Linked DNA regions of Mus musculus: regions 1, 2, 3 and 4 are each linked to region 5. The links are chromatin loops, found by intact Hi-C in ENCODE. Cell type or tissue: heart. All regions are shown on one strand. Region 1 holds the start of Tmem87b (transmembrane protein 87B). Region 2 overlaps Zc3h8 (zinc finger CCCH type containing 8). Region 3 holds the start of Zc3h8 (zinc finger CCCH type containing 8). Region 4 overlaps Mertk (MER proto-oncogene tyrosine kinase). Region 5 holds the start of Mertk (MER proto-oncogene tyrosine kinase).

The links. A loop is a pair of places that touch in the nucleus more often than their neighbours do. Peaks named below come from ENCODE experiments on the same cell type or tissue, not always from the same donor. Only the 100,000 strongest peaks of a DNase experiment are listed, where the experiment ranks them.
Region 1: it touches region 5 in a loop (12-fold over the local background); 38 of 42 quality-filtered maps call a loop at or near these places.
Region 2: a loop joins it to region 5, with 3 times the contacts of the local background. A loop is called at or near these places in 11 of 42 quality-filtered maps.
Region 3: it touches region 5 in a loop (3-fold over the local background); 11 of 42 quality-filtered maps call a loop at or near these places.
Region 4: it touches region 5 in a loop (3-fold over the local background); 12 of 42 quality-filtered maps call a loop at or near these places.

Annotation. Positions count from the first base shown.
Region 1 is chr2:128,815,306-128,820,305 of GRCm38, reverse strand. It overlaps Tmem87b (transmembrane protein 87B), which reads right to left and starts at 2,003. Exons shown (of 19, transcript NM_001355629.1): 1 at 1,803-2,003. The coding sequence starts at 1,967. In heart, CTCF peaks have their summits at 1,941, 2,608 and 2,809 (motif pointing right); DNase peaks (open chromatin) are centred at 1,135 and 2,255; H3K4me3 peaks cover 2,624 bases; H3K27ac peaks cover 1,823 bases.
Region 2 is chr2:128,932,968-128,937,967 of GRCm38, reverse strand. Zc3h8 (zinc finger CCCH type containing 8) reads left to right here. Exons shown (of 9, transcript NM_020594.2): 3 at 2,422-2,656; 4 at 4,636-4,769. Among named protein-coding and RNA genes, the nearest start is that of Zc3h8, 8.6 kb to the left of the region's middle. In heart, no CTCF peak of the experiment used is centred here; no DNase peak of the experiment used is centred here.
Region 3 is chr2:128,941,288-128,946,287 of GRCm38, reverse strand. It overlaps Zc3h8 (zinc finger CCCH type containing 8), which reads left to right and starts at 2,268. Exons shown (of 9, transcript NM_020594.2): 1 at 2,268-2,440. The coding sequence starts at 2,364. In heart, no CTCF peak of the experiment used is centred here; DNase peaks (open chromatin) are centred at 2,207 and 2,497; H3K4me3 peaks cover 1,581 bases; H3K27ac peaks cover 1,167 bases; H3K27me3 peaks cover 223 bases.
Region 4 is chr2:128,750,764-128,755,763 of GRCm38, reverse strand. It overlaps Mertk (MER proto-oncogene tyrosine kinase), which reads right to left. Exons shown (of 19, transcript NM_008587.2): 6 at 3,742-3,857. Among named protein-coding and RNA genes, the nearest start is that of Mertk, 54 kb to the right of the region's middle. In heart, no CTCF peak of the experiment used is centred here; DNase peaks (open chromatin) are centred at 293 and 2,123; H3K27ac peaks cover 3,128 bases.
Region 5 is chr2:128,696,323-128,701,322 of GRCm38, reverse strand. It overlaps Mertk (MER proto-oncogene tyrosine kinase), which reads right to left and starts at 2,408. Exons shown (of 19, transcript NM_008587.2): 1 at 2,220-2,408. The coding sequence starts at 2,277. Gm39931 (a long non-coding RNA gene) reads left to right here and starts at 2,821. Exons shown (of 5, transcript XR_001783466.2): 1 at 2,821-2,909; 2 at 3,407-3,508. In heart, CTCF peaks have their summits at 2,879 and 3,078; DNase peaks (open chromatin) are centred at 2,492 and 3,032; H3K4me3 peaks cover 2,334 bases; H3K27ac peaks cover 2,400 bases.

The DNA.
Region 1 (5,000 bases), 120 kb before region 5:
TTTATAGCTAAAAGAACCTTTTTTTTCCTTCTGATGAATTCATAAATGAAAGTCTTTTTTTTTTTTTTTTTTTTTAAGACAGGGTTTCTCTGTGTAGCCCTGGCTGTCCTGGAACACATTCTGTAGTCCAGGCTGGCCTCGAACTCAGAAATCCACCTGCCTCTGCCTCCCAAGCGCTGGGATTAAAGGCATGCGCCACCACTGCCCCGCATAAATGAAAGTCTTATTCTCCATGTTCTAAAAGACAAATTCTGACAACTTATTCTAAGAAAAAAAATAATCAGCCTGCTTTTTGCAAAGCTGACACTGCTGGCTTGAGCTACACAGGAAATAAACTCAGTCTGACCAAAGCATAACTACAGTCAAAAAACACACTTCTCTGCTTGTCAAAAGAACCTGCCATTCTTCCCAGTGGGATTCTTACTATCTGAAGTACGCTTGACAAAGATCTTTTGGTACATGCTCAAGCAACAGTTTTCATGGAGCTGATTCACAATGCTCTTATTTTGAGTTTGGAAACCGGCTTAACTGCATTCACTAAAAAAGCAGCAGGAAACCATAAAGTGTGCTTCAACAAACATTGCTTTTTATTGATGAGAAATACAGCCATAGAGATGGGCAGGCCCTATCGTGGTAAGTATACAAAGACATGTTTCATTCTCTCTGTTCTAAAAGATACATTTCTGACAACTTGATATAAGAAAAAAATAATCATCCTGCTTTTTGCAAAAAAAGGCTGCTGACACTACCAGCCTGAGCTACACAGGAAATAAACTCAGCCTGAACAAAGCATATGACAGCTAAAAAAAAAAAAAAAAAAAAAAAAAAATACTGGGCACCTACTCAGAAGAATCTCAAACGCAATGAATACACTGAGCCGGGCCACAGAATGAAGCCTACACTTGAGCCTCTGCAGTTTTGTGTTTGGAAGTATGTGCACCTTCTGATACTACTTTTGGTTGAAGGAATATAAATATAAATGTCACCTTTAGAACTTAGACGCTGTTTCCACACATCCCAAGCAGATCTGGGCGAGTCATCTGACTCTGGACTCAAGACAAGGCCGCTTCCCGATATCCTGTCTCTTTTGCAAGACTTTGCACAATTTGGTCTCTGCCTTCTTCCCACATCATCTCTTAACCATACAGGACGTCAAGTTCTCTAACGGCCTGCCCAGTTACGGAAGTTTTCATCCATCAGACTCGCCCTTTAAACACTCTTAAGCAAACACCCTGTTCCACAGACACGCGCAGAAGTCATGAACACTAAGGAATATACAGAAACTCAAGAAAAATAAGAGAGGCGAGGTGACTTTATGCACGACTGTAGAGCACACTCAATTTATGCTCTAACAGAAAGGCTAGACAAACCTTGTGGCCTTGTGGATGTGGCCCCAGTAGTAGTAACCTAGCCGAAGTATTCGGTCCCAGCGATGCCGCTGGGAATGCAGAGATTGGGGCTCTGAACTGAAGAAACAAAAGCAAGATCTAGAGACACCGTGTCAGGACAGTGAGAGGCGGGTGGAGAGCCTCGCGAGCAGCAACAACATTTGGAAAGGGAAGCCGTCTTAGGAAAGCACAGTGGGACCGCTCTTCCCAGAAGCCTAGGCAGAGGAGGGGGACGCTCCCTTCCCAGAGCCCACTCTAGACAAAAGGCTCAAGAAGCGCGTCAGAGGACCCACCGCTGGTCCCAGAGAGCCCTAGTGAATGTGCCCAAGGCCAGACTGGTCCGCAGGCGGAGCTATCCAGCCAGGGCCCTGGAGCCTAAGAAGCGCCACGCCTCAGTCCCTACAGAGCACTTACGTCATTGACCGTCCTCGTCCAAAGCCCGAGCTCGGGGACTGCGTCCACAGCCGCCGGGACCCAGCACAGGAGACACAGGGCAACTCGCAGCAGCTGGGCCCCGGCGGGCCGGCGGCAGAGGAGGCTGGGAAGGAGGCCAGCCTCAGACCGACAGGCGGCAGCCATCTTGACGCGGACGCCGCACCTGCGCTCCCGGAACCCGGCCACGCCCCGGGGCCGCACCTGGCTCAGCTCCGCCCCTGAAGGGGCGTGCCCACGAGGGGAACGAGAGCACGGGCGTGAATGCGGAGGGGGTCTTGGGCTGAAGCGGATAGGCGCTGTTAGAGGAAATAGGCTCAAACCTGGAGCAGGGCTTCAGGGCCAGGCCTGGAAGGAACCGAGGAAGTGTGGAGGGAAGGGAAGAGAGTCCAGAGGGAAACCCGCCCACGGAGGGGGCGGGGCCTGGGAGGTGGGGCCGGGTGGAGGCGGGGCTGAGAAGGTGGGGCCGGGAGTGGAGGCGGGGCCAAGACCTTAATTGGGGCGGGACTATGGGCACGGGGCGTGGTAGGGAGGCGGGGCCTTCCCGGGAGAAGGGAAGGCGGAACCAAAGTGTGGAGGCGGGACTACAAGATTAAAAGGGCCGAACCTGGGCGGAACTAGAAGCTGCTTTAAGGGGAAGGTTGTGTGTAGAAAGATGGAGGCGGGGAAAAGAACAGGGAGAGGAGGGGGAGGAAAAAGAGGCAGGGCCTTAAGGGAAACTAGAAAGGAAAGACCTGGCTGCAACGCAGTTGAAAGGTCAGCTTGCAGAGCAGGGCCCCGAGGATAATGGGGCACTCTAATGACAAGTTGCAGAAATGAAGATCCTAGTACTTGGGAGGTGGAGGTAGGAGGATCGTGGGAATTCAAAGACAGCCTATAGCCACATAGCAAGCGTGAGACCAGCGTGAGCTGCACAAGCTTGTCTAAAAGCAAAACAAAATACTTGTCAACTAAGGGGAAAAAATTGTTTCGAGAGCAATAGTCAGGTCTCACCAGTAGGTGGCACTAGGAAATTGATGTTTTATATGAATTTGAATCTTTCCTGAAGGTGTTTTTTTAGTCCCGATTAGATTCAGTAGGAGTTACTGTTTATACCTCTAATTTCCTTATTTTAAAATAGTTAACTATTTTTCAAGCACATTTAAGTTCACAGTAAAATCGAGAGGAATGGATCTCTAGAAAGTTCTAATATCGCCCTGGTCACCAGCTTCCTCTGCTAGCAACATTCCACACTACAAGGAGTACCTTTAATAGAGACCATTAAACCAGTAATCAATTCAGAACTGTATCTTACGGCTCATTAAATATCTCACAGAGGTATCGATCTCCGAGTAATAGACTAAACAGGGAGTTTACCTTATTGAAGAGCAAATGGAATATTGAGATGGTCCTGAGGTTAAAGGCACTTGCTGCCAAAGCTGACTACCCACAAGGTCCCAGAAACAGACTCTGGAATGTTGTTCTTTAACCCCCAAATACTTCCCACTCAATACATAAGTAAAATGTAATTAACATTTTAAAAGAGTAATTATGGGCTGGCGAGATGGCTTAGTGGTTAAGAGCACCCGACTGCTCTTCTGAAGGTCCAGAGTTCAAATCCCAGCAACCACATGGTGGCTCACAACCATCCATAATGAGATCTGACGCCCTCTTCTGGAGTGTCTGAAGATAGCTACAGTGTACTTACATATAATAAATAAATAAATCTTTAAAAAAATAAAATAAAATAAAGGCACGAGCCGCCACAAAAAAAAAAAAGAGTAATTACTTTTGTTAATTAGATGCTTCTTATTCTAGGGTAATTTCATTTCCAAGGAAGAGTGGCACTAGCATTGCTTCCTTGAGTTAGTTAGGCTGTATTTGTTATCTCCTCCATCCACAACACTCAGCCAGGGGCCAGGGTAAAATCAATCAAACCTAACACAGCAAAGGGCCATCAGCAGGGGGTGGATGTAGTATTTGCCCAATATACCCTGACCCTGGTTCAATCAGCACCACAGAAAGAGCTAATGGAACAGGGGACACTGGTCACATCCTGGGGTGTAGATATAAAAGAGTCTGGAGACACTGGCCACTCCTGCAGAGGACTCGGGTTCCATTCCCAGTACCCATATGGCAACTCACAACCTCTGCTCCAGTCCCAGGGCATCTGTTGCCCTCTTCTGATCTCACTGGTCCACAACACATACAGGCCAAATACTCATACACATAAATAAGTAAATCTAAAACATATTTTTAATTTAAAAAGCCTATAGCTTTTTTTTAATCCTTATATTTTAGAGATTTCTTTAATTTAGATGCTTCTAGAAGCAGTCTCTGGAGTAAGACTCCAGTTCATCAGGAAAGGATCATAAATGGCAATAGGTTAGCGTTCTTGAAATTCATGCGGTAAGGTTCTAATCTCCAGCTCATCAAATGTGAATAGAGAAAGAGAGTGAGATAAGATCTTCAGGGTGGGCCCTTATCCGGAAGGATTGGTATCTCTATCCAAGAGCCTCAGACACATTCGAAGCCTGGGGAGGACATTGTAGACCCTAGGAGCTGCGACAAGCCCCCAATAGAGGCAGTCAGAGGAATCTGTGTCAACAACTTAATCTTGGACTTCCTGATCCCACAACCGCAAGGAGCTCCACGCTGCGCTCTAAACCTCCCAGGTTCTGTTCCTTTGTTTTGCCAATCTTAACAAATCAGCCCAGACAGTGAGTAAATGTGACCGTGAGTGGAATGTGGACAATAGAGACAACGTAATTATCCAGTCAGCCACCGCGGTGGCAAGTGGCATGTAATCTCGGAGAGACTTCGGAAAAGCATGTGAGCAATGTCCCCAAGTCACCTCACCAGGAAGCTGCGTTGTTTGCATGGATGGTTCCCAGCTTATGGTAGTTAGACTCACAGTTTTCAGCTTTATGGTATTGCAAACTGAACACCCAGCACAGGCTGTTCTTAATTTTGATCTTGCCCTGGCTGGAGATGCCTGATGTGGTGCTTTCTGGTGGTCCTGGGCACCCTAAAGTCAGCAAGCAAAGTGGAAGCTCTGCTGTGTCCTGTGACACCAAGGTGACTGCTTTGACAGCTGATGCGCCAAAATGCTGCTTTCTTCTTTATTGAGACAGGGTCTCACTATATACCCCAATCCTTGAACTCACAACCCTCTGTTTCCACCACTTACGTGCTAAAAAC
Region 2 (5,000 bases), 240 kb before region 5:
CTATTGTCTTACATTACTTTCTAAAGCTTTATTTTACCTTCTCACATTGGAATTTATAATCTCTATGGTGTGCAGGCAACCCATCTTCCCATTCATTTGGTTATTATCATGCCTAATTGTTCCAGGACCATTAGTTTATCAGTAAGGGGCTGTCTTGTCCCTGTGGTTTTACATTGTCACTCTTGTTAAAATCAAGTGTTAATGTTTAGTCTTCTCAACTCTCTGTCTTGTCCTCTGAATTATTTTATCCTTCCTCAGCAAGACCTGGCACCTTTGTTTATTTCTTCTTTAAAGTATCTTGGTTATCTCTCTCTTTTTTTTTTTTTCAAGACAGGTTTCTCTGTGTAACCCTAAATATTCTGGAACTTTTCTCTGTAGACCAGGCTAGCCTCAAATTTAGGAACCTACCTGTCTCTGCCTCTCAAGTGCTGTGATTGAAGATGTGTACCACCACACTACCCAGCTTCTCTTGGCTATTCTTATATATAGGTCCATCTATATAAATTTAAAATTAATTTGTCAGGTAGTCCTGGTAGGCTTTTCATTGGAAATATATAAAATTTATAGATTATTTAGAGGGGAATTAGAATCTTTAGAATATTGTATAGTTTTTGTCTTAAATCTTTCTAAGCATTTTATGTGTGTGATTGTTGGCAGAAGCTCATGTGTGTGGAAGTGTGTGTCTATATCTGTCTGCATTACTGAAAGCACCAGAGGACAACTTTGGGTGTTGTTCCTCAGGCATTATTCACTTGTGGTGTGTGTGTGTGTGTGTGTGTGTGTGTGTGTGTGTGTGTGTGTGTTTATGTAAGTAATATATTTATTGAGACAGGGTCTCTCACCAGAACTCACCAAGTGAGCTAGTCTTGCTATCAGGTGAGCCCCATGGATTCTCTTATTTCTTATGTTCTGCTTTTTTCTTAAGGTAGGTCCTGTGGCTTAAACTCAGGCCCTGTGTTTGTAAAGCAAGCTCTTTGCTTACAGAACCCTCAAGTGTCCCATAGTTTTTCTTTGTGAAGTCTTACATCTTAGCATACCTCTTTGCCCACTAAATAAATTAGAGACTAAAACCATTGTCTGTTGCTAGGAGTAGGCTAACTTCTTTGTAAAGCATGTTAGCGAATCTTGGTGACTCTGTGGGTTATAGTCTTGTCACAGCTAAAAACAGCAGAAACAGCTTCTAAACAAATGGGCATGACGGTTTCCAGTGGAACTTAACTTTATAAGTTTATAAAGCCAGGTGGCTAAAGGAAAAAGGCTGCAGTGGCTCACTCCTACACTTGAGAGGTTGGGGTGGGAGGAGTGCTGGGGGTTTTAAGCCAGGGTGGGCTATATAGCAAGGGCCTGACTTGGTTAAATGAAAAAACAAAAGAACTTTATGTCTAAAATGCATTATATGTACCCATGTTGCTAAGTACAGACATCTTAATAACCAGAGCTGATACACATATTTTTTTAAGACAAGATTTTGTGTAATTCAGGCTGGCCTTGAGTTACGTAATTGAGCCTCTCGTTGAACTTTTGCTCTTCCTGCCTTCCCTCATGTTGGGATTACAGACAAGTAAATACGTTTGTGCAAATTCACAATCTTTCTCCAAATTATCATTAAAGGCAAATGTCATTGTAGTTTATTTGTTGTAAGTTTTGTTTTCTGTGTGTGTGTACACATTCATGTACATGTATGTGCATATATGTGGAGGCCAGAGGTTGGTGCTAGGTAGCTTCCTTGATTGTTCTCTACTTTGAAACAGATTTTCTTTCTCTCTCTCTCTCTCTCTCTCTCTCTCTCTCTCTCTCCCTCCCTCCCTCCCTCCCTCCCTCCCTCCCTCCCTCCCTCCCTTGAGCTTACTGGTGCACTTGATGCACTGTCCAGTGAACTCCTGGATCTGTCTGTCTCCATTCACCTACTTCTGTCTCCTAGGGACAGCTATGAGGTCACCATACCCAGCTTTTACATGGGTGCTAGGGGTCTGAACTTGTGTTCTCATGCCTGCGTAAGAGAGACACTTGATGACTGAGCCATCTTCCTTGGCTTCCTTGTGGTTGGCTGGTTGGTTTTTGTGTATGTGTTTTAAAATTTATACTATTTTTTTTATTGTGTGTATGTGTGTACACTTGAGTGCTGGTTTGCCTTTCAAGGCCAGAAGCATCAGATTCTTTCGAGCTATACCTGCAGGTGTGAGCTGTTGGACGTGGTACTGGGAACCAACTTGGGTCCTCTGGAAGAGTAGTACTATGTGCTCCTAACACTGAGTCATTTCTCCAGCCCATTTTCAATTTTGCAAAAACATAAGGTGTTTAAAAAAGAGTGTAGAGAATGCTATATGAAACCCATGCATGCAAATGCAATAATGGTCAATTAATGACCATTATTCCTTATATATCTTAAGTTTTGAAATTTCAATTTTCATCTTTACTTAGTTTAAGCACCTTGGAAACGCTGCAACATCACCAAAGAGTTTGCTACGTAAAAAATCAAGAAGTAAGGACTATGACCCATATAGTGATGGTGAGACATGCAGCCAGGGGTCAGAAGATAACTTTGACAAAGAGCTTCAACAGTACATACAAGCCAAAGAAATGGCAAACGCAGCTCAACCCTCATTACTTCCTGAAGAGTCTGTGAAGAAAGCAGGAGCAGAAGGTACCCAGCAGAGTAAGCGCTAAACTGTTTACCACTTAAAGTTCATTTGTAGAAGTTGGGGTGGTTGTCTGTATTTGGATGAGTGTTTTATCACCTGCTCTTTCTCTTATGATGAAAAGGTGACTTTTGTTGTTCTTTATTTATGTCAGATACGAGATTGCTTGATGTGAGACATAATCCAAGACTTGGTTGCTTGACATATAAATGCGTATTTTGTAGGAGACACTAGGCAGCTGCTACTGAGTTATCAAAGGCTGTGTCTCTATCAGAAGAAATTTGAATCCTCAGCTTCTGCATGTATGAAAGATGAGGCTGTGCCTGTTCGTATGACTCTCATTTAAAGAATTGACTGACTGGATAATCGTGCTTGTCTGTGTCCATATATTTTTAATTGCTGGGGATTGATCACCCAGTCCTCATATGTATTAAGGAAATATGCCACCACAGAACCATATCCCTAGCATGGAAATGTATTTCTTTTTCATTTTTTTTAATTTTTATTTTTTAAATTGAAATTATTATTTTATTTTATTTTTTTATTTTTTTGGTTTTTTTGAGACAGGGTTTCTCTTTATAGCCCTGACTGTCCTGGAACTCACTCTGTAGACCAGGCTGACCTCAAACTCAGAAATCCACCTGCCTCTGCCTCCTGAGTGCTGGGATTAAAGGCGTGTGCCATCACCGCCCGGCTAGAAATTATTATTTTAAATTGCTAAAATGGGATTTGGCCATAGACATTCATTTCTTTCATTTCTTTCACTCTCTCTTTTTTTTTTTCTTTTCTTTTTTTTTTTTTTTTTCTTTTTTGAGACAGGGTTTCTCTGTGTAGCCCTGCCTGTCGTGGAACTCACTTTGTAGACCAGGCTGGCCTTGAATTCAGAGATCCTCCTGACTCTGCCTCTCAAGTTCTGTGTGCCACAAGCACCCAATTTAAATGAAATGCTTAATGTTTTTCATTTACTGTGTTTCCTCCAAGTGTTTCTTCTATTCAAAGTACATCTCTAGGTAAACTTAGTGTATATGGAACATTTTCTTTTTTTTTTTTCTTTCTTTTTTCTTTGTTGCAGGTCTTGTGATATGTTGAGACGGGGTCTCATCTAGCCCAGGTAGTCTAAATCTTGCTGTGTACCTAAAGTTCGCTGTGAACTCCTGATCCTCCAACCTCAGTGTCCTCAGTGCTGGGCTTACAGTTGTCCTAGTTTGCTCTCTATTGCTGTGATAAACCACCATGCAGCCCTTGAGGAGGAACGGGATGGAGTCATGTTACATATTTCTGAGTGATAAACAGTCCATCACTGAAAGAAGCCACGCATGGCAAGAAGTGAAGTAGAGACCATAGAGGAGCAAGCCAGTAAGCAGCGCTTTCTCAGCCTGCTTTCTTAAACCATCCAGGTCCACCTGTCCAGAGTGGTATCACCCACAGTGAGCTGGACCCTCCACATCAGTCATTAACCAACAACATGCCCTACAAACTTGTCTGCAGGCAGTTTGATGGAGTTATACTGACTTCCCAGATAATTAAAGTTTGTGTCAAGTTGACAAAAAAAAACCAGCCAGCAGCAAGTATTTACCACCATCCTCAGATTTATGACATATCTTCAAGAGAAAAAAAAAATCTAATATGTGAGGTCCTAAACCTCTGTAGTTTTTTTTTTTTGTAAAACTGTAGTCATTCTAATTATCTCAGTCAGTTGCTTATATCTTCAAAATATTCTGGTCTGTGGCTGGCAAGATTGCTTAATTGTTTTGATTTTGTCTCTCATTAAACTCTTCTTTTCAAAAACAATGTATTTGAAATTGGGATGTTAGAATTCTCTTTTTTTCTTTGCCTCATATAGCAAAGCTCCTAGACAGTCAGGGCGCTGCTGTCACACCAGTTTTCCTTTGCTGAGCTCCAGAGTTCCCCTGCGTTATTATAAGGCATATTTCTGAAGGTTAAGCTGATGTCGTACCTTTATGCTGTTTTAAAAAATGAACTTGCTTGTTTTTAGCTGCTAAACAAAAAAATAAAAAATCTAAAGCTGGTCACAAGAAAGTTAAACAGAAGAAAATGAAGCGAAAGTGGCCTGGCACTGGAGACAAAGGGTCAAGGGCCTTGCTGAAGAACAGTGGCTCCCGGGAACAGGTACAGGAATTGACTTTAGGAGGATGTCCTCAGGGTGCTTTTCTTTCACTCCAGCTTCTGGAAGTGCTCAGTGATGTGGGGAGGCAGGAGCATCCCACATACAGGGTTCTGTGGAGACTTGTACCTGTGAAGACTTGACCAGAAGTTGACTCTGGCCGTCCTTCTACCTCTGCCTCCTCCCTCTTAGCACTGGCTGCCAGCACCCACTTTCAGCCTCTGTGATTTCCCTGT
Region 3 (5,000 bases), 240 kb before region 5:
TAGCTCTGCCCTCTGTAGCACTCTCCAGCTTGATCCACTCCACTGTTGTTGCTGTTCTTGGTGATCATCCCATGGTACTGGCATCTCTAATACATTGAGGTCTCCTGCTGCAATGAGGCTTCATCAAGAGCCTCTCATAGGCTCTTCATGGTGCCAAACCTCAACTCCTTTGCATGACCCCTTCAGTCCTGGGCCATCAACTGCAACGGAAGCTGCACTATCACCAATGGCCTTCCACGGCCTCACAGTGCCAAGACTCAACTGTTTTTTCATGACACCTTCATGCCTTCAAAACCAGTACTACCTTGGTGACTCTTACACATTACCAAGTACAGCTGCAGCATGAGGTACAACCTTGGCTATCTCTGGAACACAGCTTCTTTGTGCTCTCAGAAAACACTACCTGGAAGATTTCACCTCAGTGATGCTGGTCTCTTCTTAATCAGCACTAATTTTTTAGTTCCAGCTAACTAGCATCAATTGTCCCAGTAATCCCTTCTATTCTGGACTCTAAAGCCAGAGCCACATGGCTGAAACTGCAGAGTTATGCTGCTTGCAGGAGCTGAAACATGACCCTCTTGTTCTATGACATTATCACCAGCTTTCTGTTTTCCAACTCCTTCACTGCCTAAGCTTGGCTGTCCTGGATCTTGCTCTGTAGACTGATCTTGAACTCAGAGATCTGTATGGTTCTGTCTCCTTTAATGCTGGGATTGAAGATATGTATCACCATGCCTGGACTTAAAACTTTTCTTCACCTAGAACCTGCTCTGTTCAAGGCTGGACATAAAGTCAGAGATCTGCTTGTCTTTGCCTCCTGGAATTAAAGACCTGTACTTTGCTGTGTGGATCTTGGCCTAAGGTCAACACTTCCTTAATTCAATTTAACCTCCTTGAACATAAGATTCAGTTCCATTTCACTTCCTGGTGCCCCTTTAATGTCAACCACATATTTTGTATTTTTCCTTTCAAAGCCTGCTACACTTATTCAAAAAAAAAAAAAAACCTCTTCATGAGATTTAACCAGAGAACAAAGTCTATGTTGGGCTTTTTTGAGACTTCCTTTGTCAATGCAATTAATATATATATTTACCTTAGCCCCACATAGACTCTCAGACAAGGGCAAAAAGCAGCCACATTCTTCACCAAAATACCACAAAAACAGTCTCTATGCCACAAACTGAAAATTCTTCTCTGAAACCTCTTGGGCCTGGTCTGCACAGTTATTCTCAGCAAGTCTTCCATATTCCTACTAGGATGGTCCATTAAGCCCCATTTAAAACATTCCACCGCTTTCCAAATCCAAAGTCCTGAAATCAACATTCTTCCAAACAAAAGCATGGTCAGACCTATCCCTGGTACCAGCTTCCATTTTTTTTTTTCTTGGTTTTTCGAGACAGGGTTTCTCTGTATAGCTCTGGCTGTCCTGGAACTCACTTTGTAGACCAGGCTGGCCTGGAACTCAGAAATCCACCTGCCTCTGCCTCCCAAGTGCTGGGATTAAAGGCGTGCGCCACCACGCCCGGCTACCAGCTTCCATTTTATTTAGGGTTTTACTGCTGTGAACAGACATCATGACCAAGGCAACTCTTATAAGGACAACATTTCATTGGGGCCGGCTTACAGATTCAAAGGTTCAGTCCATTATCATGAAGGAATGAGCATGGCATCATCCAGGTAGGCATGGTGCAGCAGGAACTGAGAGTTTTGCATCTTCATCTGCAGGTCTCTAAGACTGCACCCCCCCACCCCCCCACCCCCAAATAGTCTTAATACTTAGTACTTTCTATTGAATTTGCCTGCTTTAAATATATTTATGTGTTTACTCAGAAGAGATCGTCTAGGTTCCTTTTTGTGCAATTAATTTTGCTTGGTCACCTGTCAATTTTAAAGGGGCTGGAAGAGATATATGGCTCAATAGTTAAAACATAAAGGTCTTGCGTTCTGTTCCCAACACTCATGTCAGGTGGGTTACAATAACTGGCCTCCGCGGGCATCTGCACTCATTCTCTCTGTCTCTCTCTCGTACATATAAAAATAGCACAGCTTTCTAAAGAAGAATCCTAAAGATTATTTTAATTTTTTAACGACATTGTAGTGCTGCACTAAGGAACGAATCGGACATAAGTACAGAGAGTTGCGCGTGCGCAGCTCAGGCACCGAAAGCCTCCCCACCAACGGTGAGAACTGCGCATGCGTGGTAGGGCTGGCCAGGTCGCGCGGAGTCGCGCCCAAGCAACATGAGCGCGAGCGCGTGCGCGTGCGCTGGGCGGAGCGTGTGGCCCTTGGCGCGACTGTAGCCTCCGCTTCGCTGGTTGTTCAGTACCTGCTCGGCGTGGAGAGGAACGGTCCCTGTCTGAGTTATGGATTTTGAAAATCTCTTTTCAAAGCCCCCCAATCCGGCCCTCGGCAAAAAACCGGCCGCCGACCCTGAGGAAAGGTGATCCCCACGTTCTGGTCCTTTGCAGGGCACCGCTTGGGCTCCGCCCCCTCGCTCCTGGAAACCGGCGAGCCCTGGCTGGCGCGTGGGCCGGGACCGGAGCGGGGAGGTCGGAAGGGGAAGTGGGGTGGAAGTCAGAGTAGGGACTGCGGGCGAGGGCAGTGGCCGGGCGGCGGGAGGAGGCCCCAGCCTCTGAATCTGCCCCCAGGGGCCGGCTGCTCCCCTTGCACGTGCGCTTAACGTGTTTGCTGTCAGTCACCTCCGAGGTGGCTTTGCCGGCACCTCGAGAGTTGAAGGATACATAGACTGCTCTGCCAGTGATCCTGAACCAGAACTCCCAGAATAAAGCAGCAAGCATCATTTCGGCTTAGTTTTTCTGTTAATTTGGAAAAGCGTGTTGTTAATCTCGTACTTAGTCAGAGTGCGGGATTTCTGTGCAGATACCCACTCACTTTTTAGGTTTTTTTGGTTTTTGGTTTTTTTTTTTGGTTTTTTTTTTTTGGTTTTAATTTTTCGAGACAGGGTTTCTCTGTGTAGTCCTGGCTGTCCTGGAACTCACTCAGAAACCCGACTGACCCTGCCTCCCAAGTATGGGATTAAAGACATGTGCCACCACTGCCCGGCCCACTTTTTAGTTTTTTGAGTTGATAATGCCCTCAAACTCCATCTCTCCTAAATCCTTGTCTTCTATGTTCTCTCTTTCCTCAGTGGAACCCTTGACACATCCTTCACGAGTTTTTTTCCACCCTCATTAAGATAACATTACAGTGTTGGGCTGGGCCTATTAATCTCAGCATTTGAAAGGCAGGCAGATCTTGGGAGACTGGGACCAGCCTGGTCTAAATAGCAGGTTCCAAGCCAACCTCAGCTACATAGGGGAAACACTGTTTCAAGGGGAAAGGATATATGTATATGTTCACTGCTCAGTCTCAAATACCTTAGTGGAAACTGTTAGCCTAATTGGGCTACCATAGCTTTGCTGTGTAATTAATGTGAAACTTTTTTTAAAAAAGATTTATTTGTTTTATGTATGTGAGTACACTATAGCTGTACAGATGGTTGAGAGCCTTCATGTGGTTGTTGGGAATTGAATTTTTTTTAAGGACCTCTGCTCGCTCTGGTCAACCCCTCTCAATCCAGTTGGCCCTGCTCCATCAGTCCCTGCTTGCTCCGGTCCAAAGATTTATTTATTATTATACATAAGTACACTGTAGCTGACTTTAGACGTACCAGAAGAGGGCGTCAGATCTCTTTACGGGTGGTTATGAGCCACTATGTGGTTGCTGGGATTTGAACTCAGGACCTTTGGAAGAGCAGTCAGCGCTCTTACCTGCTGAGCCATCTCGCCAACCCTAATGTGAAACTAAAAGTTTCACATCAACCTTAAGAAGAAAGTGATGGTCTCACATTACAGATGAGAAAATTGAGGCATAGAGGATTAAGGTGCTCAAGTTACTTCATTACATATGAGTTCATCACCCAGCTTCTAAAGCAGAATCATTCATGGAAATTAAGTCCTGTTGATACTGTGAAGAAATGGACACATTACTTGCAGGTGATAACATGTAAGAACAACAAGAGAAATGAATTATAATTTTTAACATGTATGAGAACTGAGTAAGGTTAAAAAAATAGTTAACACTTCAAACATGTATAAAACAATATACCCACTTACTAAAGTTTGGCTGAAATATGTAAGGGATACTTGGATTGGCCAAAAGATAGGTGAAAACGGGTCTGAAAGTAAGGTGTGTGTTTGTATGCCTGCTTTTCACTTTGCCTTTAGGTCTTTTTCAAGGTTTTAGATTTCTGTATTTTTCTCTTAGTTTGTCTTTTGATTTTGCCTGTAAACTTTTTTTCAGTGCACTAAAACATGTTTTGGTTTTTTTTTGTTGTTGTTGTTTAATTTATTTTATATGTATGAATGTTTTGTCTGCACCAGGTGTGTCCATTGTCCTTGGAGGCCAGAAGAGGAAAGTAATCTTACCTGTGGTTGTTAGTCACCAAATAGGTGATGGAAATCAAGCTAGGTCCTCTGGAAGAGCAGCCAGTGCCCTTAACTACTAAGCCATGTCTCCAGCTTGAAGCAGGGGTGACTTTGTTCCTGATAGGAATATTCATTTATTTAAAACAACCTCTACTGGCAGAAGACACGTCATTCAGGGCCATGGTGATAGAAAAGTAAATGAATAAAATACAGAGAAATGCAGGTGGTCATGAATTGTGTATTATTGAGGTGGACCACAGATACGAAGTTTAGATGATAATGAAAGCCATGGAGGAAATGAAAACGTGGGTGAGGAGTTAGGAGGTATTTGTGGAATAATAAGGATTGTGTGGTAAAGAAGATAGTTAAGGAAGAGTCTTACTGAAAGGTGGTTTTCATGGTGGGTATCCAGGTAAATCAGTTGAATGGGAAGTTGGCTGTTTGGTTGTTAAGGGCTTGGATTTGGAGACAAGGATATTGGAATTAGCTGTATAAGATGATATTAGAAGCTGGAGGATTGAAGGATATCACAGAGGATGAAAGCTTAGAAAAAGGAAAGGCGAGGACTGGCTC
Region 4 (5,000 bases), 54 kb before region 5:
GGTAAAACAGAAACAACCAAAAGCAATTTTGGGGGAAAAAATCTTTAATCAAAAAACGAATTCCCCTTATTAAGGAGGTACGATCATGGGCCATGGGCATACAGTGCTGTTATGTCAGGATAGGTGTGCGTGCAGTTTAGCACAGGGCCATAAATAGACATTCTGGAACATTTTGGAGTCCCCTGGTAGATGCCATGAGGGTGGAGTGAAGGCTGAATTCCACCTCTGACTCAGACCTTGTGGGTGACAGGAAGGTACCAGCTGGCCTGAGGCTGAGGCCACCACTGTTTGAGAAACAGGGGCCATGTGCTTATCTTAGGGTGACTTTTTGGCAGAAACGACTTTTTGTTCTTTCATATTAAACTATGCACTGACTTCCTGGTGACCAACCACTAAAACTAAGGTGGAAGAAACCTTTGGCTCTCTGCCCCAATCCCAGTTCTGGAACCTTCTGTGAGCATGTACGGGCAGGTTCTTGGGAAAAAAGTCAGATTTCTAAAATGGCCCTCCTCTGTGGACCCTGGGGAAAAGTGGGGCATAGAATGGCAAGAGGCACATGAGGGAGCTAAAAATAGAAAAGGAACATGTGTTCCAAAAAAATGGGTGAAGAAAGAAACTCTAGTCAGGATCAAAGGAAGTGAAAGGGTATGTCCGGAAAGTGTGCAGCCCTGAATCCCATCCAAACCATTCATTTGCTACCGAGTTTAAAATGGTGATGAACTAAAATCCATGCTCAGTCCCTCTGGGAAGGGACTGACATGCTGGACGCAATTTCTAGATCCCATGAGCGGCCATCATAGGAGATAAAGGACACTCTATTAAATGTGAAGATCAGAAAAATGAAACCCAGGTTTTAATTTAGGTAAATATCAAGATTGCTTGTGTCATTTAATTGGCTTTTCCGTGTCATTTGCTCATCTACCAAAGGCAGAAGGGAGAAAGAGTGAAGGGGAGCCGAGCTAGCTGATGGTTTGAGTGCAGAATGACCACATCTGGCACCACATGGTCCAAGGTGGCCGAGGGGAGCTTACCCTTGTCTGCCCTGGGATGCTTTTTTATATAGTCCACAGCTATGCAAAGCCACAGCAAAGTCAGAGAGATTGGGTGAAGCTGGTGTTTGACTCTTCACCTTTCGGAGTGACCTGGCACTTCCAGCCATTCAGCTGTCCCTCCCCTCCTCACACCTACCCAGAGACTCACTCTCTCAAAGAGGTCACAGTGTGAGCCATTCTCTCTCAGAGTCTCCCTGAAGTTCTGCCATACCCTCTCTGGCTCCTCAGTTTAGCTTTTCAGAAGGCTGGCTATAACTCCAGCTATATCCGAAGAACAAACACTAACACCATTTCCTCACTGTACCCAACAATGGAGCTCTGAACTCCCATAGAGCAAAACTGGTAGAGTTAAAGGGAGAAAGGCTTAAAAAATGAGAGTTGAGACCTAGGTTCCTCACTTATAGTTACAGATAGAAGTATATACTAGGACAGAAGACAAACAGGATATAAGACAGAGTGAGACAACGAACCAACCAGGCTAAACTGTTACACAGAGAACATTTCTACAACTGGTTTACCCCATCTCTAGTGCTCGGCAGTCTCTAGGATAGGACATCTGCTATGTCATTAAACAAGCTTTAATAAATGCTAAATGACTGAAATCATGCTAAGTATTTTCTAATGGAATGTTAGAAATAAAAAAGAGGCTCAGTGGATAAGAACACTGACTGGACACGCATGGAGACCCACATGCAAATCAGCAGCGCCCACATAAAAAGAAAGTAAAAGAAAAAAAAGAAAAAGGAAAGAAAGAAAGAAGGAAAGAAAGAGAGAGAGAGAGAGAGAGAGGAAGAAAGGAAGGAAGGAAGGAAGGAAGGAAAAAAGAAAGAAAGAAAGAAAGAGAAAGAAAGAGAGAGAAAAACAAAATAGGCAAAATCAAACCAAGGGAGAAACCCCTTGAGATGAATGATAATACAGCAAATCAAAACTGCCCTGGAACACAGCTAACGCCATGTCTACAGGGAAATGTTTAGCACAGATGTGCAGCATAAACACTTAGAGTACATTTTTTTCCAATGAGGCATGGTGGCGGCACACACTGCCCTTTGGAGGCAGAAGCAGGAGGAACAGGAGTTCATGGTTATTTTTGGCAACAGTGAGAGGAAGGGCACTATAGACAACAAGAAGCTGACTCTGTCTTTTAAAAAAAAAATCATTAATCAGTTGATTAGATTTCCTGGTGAGAGACGGTAGGCATAAGGACTGCACTGAAATTCACATACAAAGTCAGGCAGGAGCCAAGCAAGGCTGGGAGCCGTACAGCGAGGAGACGGTTTTAGGGATAATGTTTGTTTTTATTTTTCAGAGAAGGAACAGCTGTCAGATAAGAGTAGGAGGCACCAAGGACAGTGAACTTAATTCTAGTTGGTATGAAAAACATCTGGTTGATCAACACAAAATTCTCTGGAAGTCACTTCTCCAAACTGAGTTGGCATGACAAGTATGCTAGGTTAATTTGTTTGTCTTTTTAAAATCTAATTTCATTCATTTATGTATTATTATCATGGGAGGGACACTTATGTGCCATGATACACAAGTAAAGGTCAGAAGAGGATGCTCAGGACTCTGTTCTGTCCTACCCTGGGATCAAACTCAGGCTCTCAGGCTTGTGTGGCAACTTGCTGGCCTGGTTAATGACTTTTGTTTGTTTGCTTATTGTTTATTTCTTGATACTGGGTTTCTGTGTTGCCCTAGGTATCTTGGAACTCACGCTGTAGACCAGGCTGGCCTTAACTCAGAGATCCACCTGCCTCTGCCTCTCCCCACCTCCAATGCTGGGATTAAAGGTATGTGCCACCACCCCACATACACAGGTTAATGAGTTTTTAATGAGAAAACTAGATATTCAGGAAATTAAGAGTAATTCCATTCCTATGCATAACAATGGACAAGGTAGAATACATTCATACAATTAGAAGACAGTCCAAGAGTGACTGCTAACTAGCTCCTACACAGTGTCTGATCTGACTATGGAGTTAGGACCTCTGAGCTCTGATGTTGCTTGGCATCAGATCTTCAGGGCCTGAATTCTTTCTGGTCCTGTCACTCACAGACTTGGTGAGTGCTGTTTTAAGCAAGAGGTATCTGAAGAATGCCTTGGTTGCAGTGGGCTCTTGTTAAATAACAATGTTACTGATAGTGTTTTCATGAAAGGAACACTCAAGAGTATACAGCTTATACCACAACAACGTATCATTTAGGGTGACCTACCCATATTTTCCCCAACCCTGTTTCATAGTAACTTTAGCTAATGTTAAAAGGAACTGATGATTGAACAAGTCCAGCAAACCCAACCCCCAACCCCCTTTTCCCCAAGAGACAATGTTAGCTAAGGGGCTTCATCTATCAGCATACATGACCCACATGACTGTCCTCCATAACACCAGCCCAGGATAAGTCACTCTGGGAGGTGTGGAGCCTCCTGGACCTTTGGTCACAAACCAGCTCTCCTTCAGGGATGTGTCTATGTAACTTATAAAGAATTATCCCTGGTTTCATGGCCTTTGTCCTTGGAAACATGTTTCTCCCTTGCTTGGGTCCTGGGCCACAATGGAGCACTGTGGCCAGAGAATCAAAACAGCCCGTGATGGTGGACACGGAGGGGGAGTGGAAGAGGTTACCCTGGGGAGGAGGAGGGAAAGTCAGAGAGCACCACTCAGCACCTTCCCTCTCCATTTTGGAAATTTACCTGAATGCTGCAGTTCTGAAGTGGGGAGTAGCCATCAAAACCAGGGACCCAGGAGACCAGGATGCTGTGTGCTGTACTGTTGAGGATATGGACTTCAGTGGGCGGGGAGGGGATTACTATGGAAAAAGAAGACACACACACACCATCACAATTATAAACCACAGGAGGCTTCAAGTATCAACCAGTTTCAACCTGTGGGTCGTGACCCTTCTGGGGGTCAAGCAACTCTTTCACCTGAGTCGCTTAACATTGGAAAACACAGATATTTATATTACCATTCATAACAGTAGCAAGATTATGGTTATGAAATAGCAACAAAATAATTTTGTAGTTGGGGGTGACCACAACATGAGGAACTGTGTTAAAGGACGGCAGCATTAGGAGACTGAGAACCACTGGCTTAGGCAAAGTGGGTCTTGGTTATTCTGGAAAAAGCTTTAAGATAAATGAAGGTCAGTCAGAAACACAAGTTTGACCTCAGAGTTGGGGAGATAAGGCAGAAGGACCGGAAGTTCAAGGCCACCTTGTCTTAAAATAAACGCATAGAAATCCCACAAGCTTTGGAAATAGAATAGAGGTTTTTGGTTTTTTTTTTGTTTGTTTGTTTGGATAGAGTTTTTAAAGAAAGTTTAGATGAGATTCTACATGAAGCACACATTTTAATGCTTCCCATTTTATACATGTCTAAACTCGGAGAAGTTTAAACCTTAGCCTTAGTAAATACGTCTTTATAAGTCTACACCCACTGATGGATTTCTGAGATTCCCAGCATGCCTTTTGAAACTGTAATAGCAGAATTTGTGGAAAAGGAAGGAAGTTATACACTTCCTCCAGGAGTCACTTTTAGTTTGTTTTTTTTGTTTTTTTTTTTTTTTGGCAATGAACCTTTACAAAATGCTATGTCATATCCTTCATCCAGTCCGTTTACCGAAACTGAAATCAGAATCCTTTAGAACTCCTTCCGTCGTTTTAAATCCCCTTCTCTGCATGCCCAACCTTTAACTTATCATTCAGCATATTCCAACATGTCTTTGTGTTGCTGTGATTTCCTGAGGATAGTAGGAAAGAACCATGAACCCAGCATTTCATCTTCTCTATCTAAAGAGCTACGTGACAGTAAAATATAAAACATGTTTGAGTTTCTGTGAGAAAGAATGACGACATAAAGATTAAATACAGCATAATTTGCTTGTGGGTTTTCCTTCCCTTCCAAGTTTTGGGTGTCAATACCTGTTATTACGCAGGAGTTGAAGGACAGG
Region 5 (5,000 bases):
AGGCGGTTATATCGTGCTTACTATCTTAAAGAACAAAATTCATTCACTCATTTATTCAAATGAACCCTACTTACTTCCAAAAAGCAAGAGGGGTCACTTAGAGTTCTTGGAAAAAATGTTTATAATAAGTTGGAATGTTTGTTTTTAGTGTCAATTTAAGAAATCGACCATTTTAGCTGGGCGGTGGTGGCCCATGCCTTTAATCCCAGCACTTGGGAGGCAGAGGCAGGCAAATTTCTGAATTCGAGGCCAGGCTGGTCTACAGAGTGAGTTCCAGGACAGCCAGGGCTGCACAGAGAAACCCTGTCTCGAAAAACCAAAAACCAAAAATTAAAAAAATCGACCATTTTAAAAGCCGGGTTTGTTCTCAGGGTTCACACATCTTAGTCACAGATGAAGTCACCAGACTGGCTTCATTTTTATGCACTTTCAAACTTCTCCTTCATCCTCTTTCCCTATCTGACCCTCCCTAGGGACACTGTGTGCCCCTTATACAGCTCGGTCGCCCCCTTTCCCTCCTCCCCCCACACCGTGGTCCAAATCAGGGGCCAAGCAGAGAGGAAAGACTGGGACTCCTGAAACACGTTCTCAGCAGCTCCAATTCAGGTAGAAAAAAATTGAGAAACTTTCATTCTTTCTCAGCGTGCATTTTAAGCCTTTCTACGGTTGTCTATGTCTGTCAGCTACAGAACTTCATCACACGTTTTCAAAACTTAGAAAATAAAGCATAGCAGGGCAGTGGTGGCACTCGCTCACCTTTAATCCCAGCACTTGGGAGGCAGAAGCAGGCGGATTTCTGAGTTCAAGGCCAGGCTGGTCTACAGAGTGAGTTCCAGGACAGCCAGGGCTACACGGAGAAGCCCTGTCTCGAAAACAAACAAACAAACAAACAAACAAAAACAAAAAGAAAATAAAGCATAGATTTAAAAATATCAAACAAAAGCTTTGGTTCCTATCACTCTTCCCATGCTTATGACAGTCACAGCCTCCAAAATGACGCGTGGCCTGCTAGGGCTAGTAGCAAAAGTATACCCGACTTTCAGCGGATTATTAAGAACAGTCCTGGCAGAAAGGCTGAGGAACTTTTGAGGGTTTAGTAATGGAGAATAGAGTGGTCTCAGTTCTTAGCTCGTTTTTTGGCTGTTGATGTTTGTTGCAAATTGTCACGTTGCCTCAAACTACAAATTGCTTATGTAATTTAATGTGCAAGGAAAGAATTGTTTAAAAAAGAAAAAGAAAAGAAAAGGAAAGAAAAGAAAAAAAAGCTCATTTGAGCAAATGAACTTTGAGAGGAAAAATGAGGTTTGTAGCTAAACCATAAACCAAACTTTCCTTAAAAGACAAACTTTAGTCTACCAGATTCAAGATCAAAGAGACAAAATTACACTCCGAATAGAAACAGATCTTTTAGGGCAGGAGCAATACCTGAAGGAACAATACCTGAAATGTGCTTGCTTATAGTAGTCTTCCAACCCCTCCTGCGTCTATTTCTTTTTGGAAAAACCTTGTTTTGTTTTCCCCCCAGCAGCTTCTTTACAAAGTGCCTCAGTGTCATCTGTTGGAGGAACCTGCCATACTTGTTTGCGCTAATCAATCCAGCATGTCAAATTGAACCGCTTGTGAGAGCACTTGTGGTCTGAGCACTTGTTTGTGCTACCCAAACAAAAAAGATTCCGCTCCACAGTAATAATAGTGAAAGGACCGTATCGTCCCCCTCGGCTTTTTGCAGGCTTCTTACACTCACAGACAGGCTGTCCCTACAAAGGAGGGCTAACACAATGTTCAGCAGAGCCCAGGGGAGAAGCCAGAACTAGTCTTTCCCTGGCGGGACACCTAGCCTCCAAGCAACGCCACGCGCTAACGGTGACATCCAACTTTTGCAGCTACTTATTGGTTCACGGCGTGGAATTACCTTGGAATCCTCGGTCTATGATTCGCAGAAACCCCGCCAAAGCTCGGCAAGGCTAGACAGTGTTGAGGGTAAAGTTCTTGGTGCATGCCACGCCAGACCTGAGTTGCATTTCTTAAAGGCTCAAACTTCGCTGCTCCCAGAGCGCCCAACCGGGCTTGAGGTCTTTCTCTGTGGTAATGGGAAGCTCTCGGTTCCCATCGGTTCTACTAAGACGTGCACCCCAAGACCCGGCTAGGGAGCCCCCATAACCCTCTACGGCTCGCTGGAATGAGTAGCAGCTCCCGGAGACCCTGCAACCTGCACTCACCTCCACTCCAGAGCGCGGGTAGCAGCAGCAGCCCCAGTAGCAGTGGGGCCAGAACCATCGCGGGGCCGCGGATCTGGCAGTTCTCTCCGGACAGATGCACGTATCCACCAACGTCCCAAACTCGCCAGTCGCCGAGGGCGCGTGCGAAGCGCCTCAGTCCCGGCCGCCCGGGCAGCAGGCGCCAGAGTGGCAGTGCGGAGTTGGGGATCGCAGGAGTCCTAAGTTAGAAGAGGCGGGCCCAGGGCTCAGGCCCGGGAGGGGCCAGCAGGTTGGAGTGGACAGGGGCGGGAAGGGGGAAGGGCAAAGAGAGCAAAGAAGGATGGAACTGGAGGAGGGGGCGGGAAGGGGAGGATCCAAGGACAAGCCCTAGGGAGGGTGGAGGGGCGGGGCAGAATGGAACTTGGGTCAACTCCAGCAGGTTAACCCCTGGCTTGAGTGTGTAGGAAATCTGGAAGGGAGGTGCTGGAGGAGATGGAACAGAGCTAAGGAGGGCCACCATCTTGAGCTAAAAGGACCGAGAGACGGAGAGGAAGGGGAGGGGGCTAAGAAAGAAAATAATCGGGAGGATGATCTCTGGCTACTTGGTTACATCAGAGGAATCTCACTCTGTATGGGTAGGTAGAAGGGATTGGAAAGGGTAGAGGCCGAATTTAGTGGAGAGCGACGGATGCAACTCCAAGACCTTTAAAGGTTAGTGGGTCCAGCTGCTTTGGAGGGGCAGCGATTCTGCAGTTCAGGCTCTACTGGCATAAGAGGTCCTAGCAGCTGCATTCCAGAGGCTGTGGCCGCCGTGGCAGCACACCCTGCTTGCCAGGTCCTCCCCCTGGCTACTGAAACGGAGTGCAAGAGCGGACCCTGGCGTCAAGATCTTGCAACCTCCACCCCAGAGGTTAGCTCGGGGAGAACTAAGCCGAATCCTGTAAGGAAAGAGTTTGAAACAGGGATGGAAGAAAGTGCTGTTACAGGAAAGGGTGGGAGGCCCAAACCACGGCATCAGATTGTGAATCTCAAAGAAACGGAAGGCGTATGAGGCTTTCTTAAAGGAAATAGAATGATTTGTTTTTCTTTGGAGATAAGATCACATTAGAGCCCAGAGTAAACCACCCTGATAAATTTAAAGTATTTATTACTGAAACTGAGGACAGACCCATACGCACTGTGATACAATAAGCTCCTTGCATCTCTAGCCCTGCAGGAGGACATCAAACCAGAAGCGCTGGATTAAACAGACCCTTGATTGGTGCTTGATGTGAAAGAGCCCAGTTTACTGTGGATGGTGCCATTCCCGGGTAGGTCATTCAGGGATGCATAAGAAAGCAAGCTGAGCAAGCCAGTAAGCAGTTCCTCTATGGTTTGTGCTTAAGTTCTGGCCTCCAGGTTCCTGCCTCGAATTCCTGTTCTGACTTTCCTTCATGATGCATTTCAACTGTAAGCTGAAATAAATTCCCAAGTAGCTTTTGGTCATCACAACAATAGAAATCTACGTAGGACAGACAGGGTCTTGCTATGCTACCTAGGCTGGACTTGAATTCCTGGTTGTGCAAATATTCCAGCCTTCTTAGTAGCTAGAACTGCACGTGTGTGCCACTAGGACTTGCTTAAATCTCACTTTTTTTTTTTCTTTTAAAGGCAAGGTCTAACTATTTAGCCCTAGCTGGAATGGAATTCACTATGTAAACCAGACTGGCCTCAAACTCACAGAGATCTATCTGCTCTGACTTCCATGTGCTAGATAGAATTAAAGGTGTGTGCTACCATGTTCAACACAAATGTGACTTTTTTTCTTTCTGGTTAATTACTTTAGTTTTATGTGTATGGGTGTTTTGACTGCATTCATGTGTATGCTGGGGTACCCATGGAGGTCTGAAGAGGGTGTTGGGTCTCCTAGAATGTAGTTGCAGATACTTGTGAGCTACCAGTTGGGTACTGTGAATTTAACACTGGTCCTCTGCAAGAGCAACAAGTGCTCTTAAGCACTGAGCCAACTTTCCAGCCGCAAATCTGTCTTTGTTAATGGGGCCTCCCTTGTACAGTACTGTTTTATAGGCTACTACCAATGCAGTAGGAATGAAGCACTGGCCATTTTATTAGATTCATAGATTTGGACAGAGGAAATGGATTGTCTTTTCTCTGTGGCCTCTCTGTCTGTGACCTTGAGTATCTAGCACCTGGAGTGACCCCAGCGGGAAGGGACCTGAGAATCTGTGGCCTGGCTTTGTACATCTGCAGTACTGGAACACAGCCATCATAGGCAATATTATCTCTGTGGTTTTGTGCTGAAGTGGCAGAGCAGAATAGTCGTTACAGAGATTGTATGGTTCACAAAGCCATATAATCCAGCCCTTTACATAACCAGCCAAGCCCTGAACTAAAGGTTAGTTCATTTACATAGCTGCTGCCTGCACTGGCATGATTTGGAGACAAGGACTTTGGACCAAAGGATCTAGACAAGCTTAGAGGAAGTCTGGCATGGGAGCTCAGAGCTCCAAGAGTGAGCAATCCAGTGAGCAAGGTAGACCGCTGCTGTGTGGTGCTGAGTGACCTAGCCAGAGGTCAAGTGGCTCTCAGGGTGAAAGCAATGTCAAGCCATACTTGAAGCCGCACACCATAAACTCTTCATGAGAGATGTGTCAAAGAGCTTGCAGTTATGCTTGCACACCTCCACAAACATGCAAACAGAGCTAAAATTTAAAAGCTGCATGCCGGCATATAGCGTTACTTACTATACATCCAAATGAAATTGTAATTTTATCACTGCATTTCTTTTTACCAAACTATGTG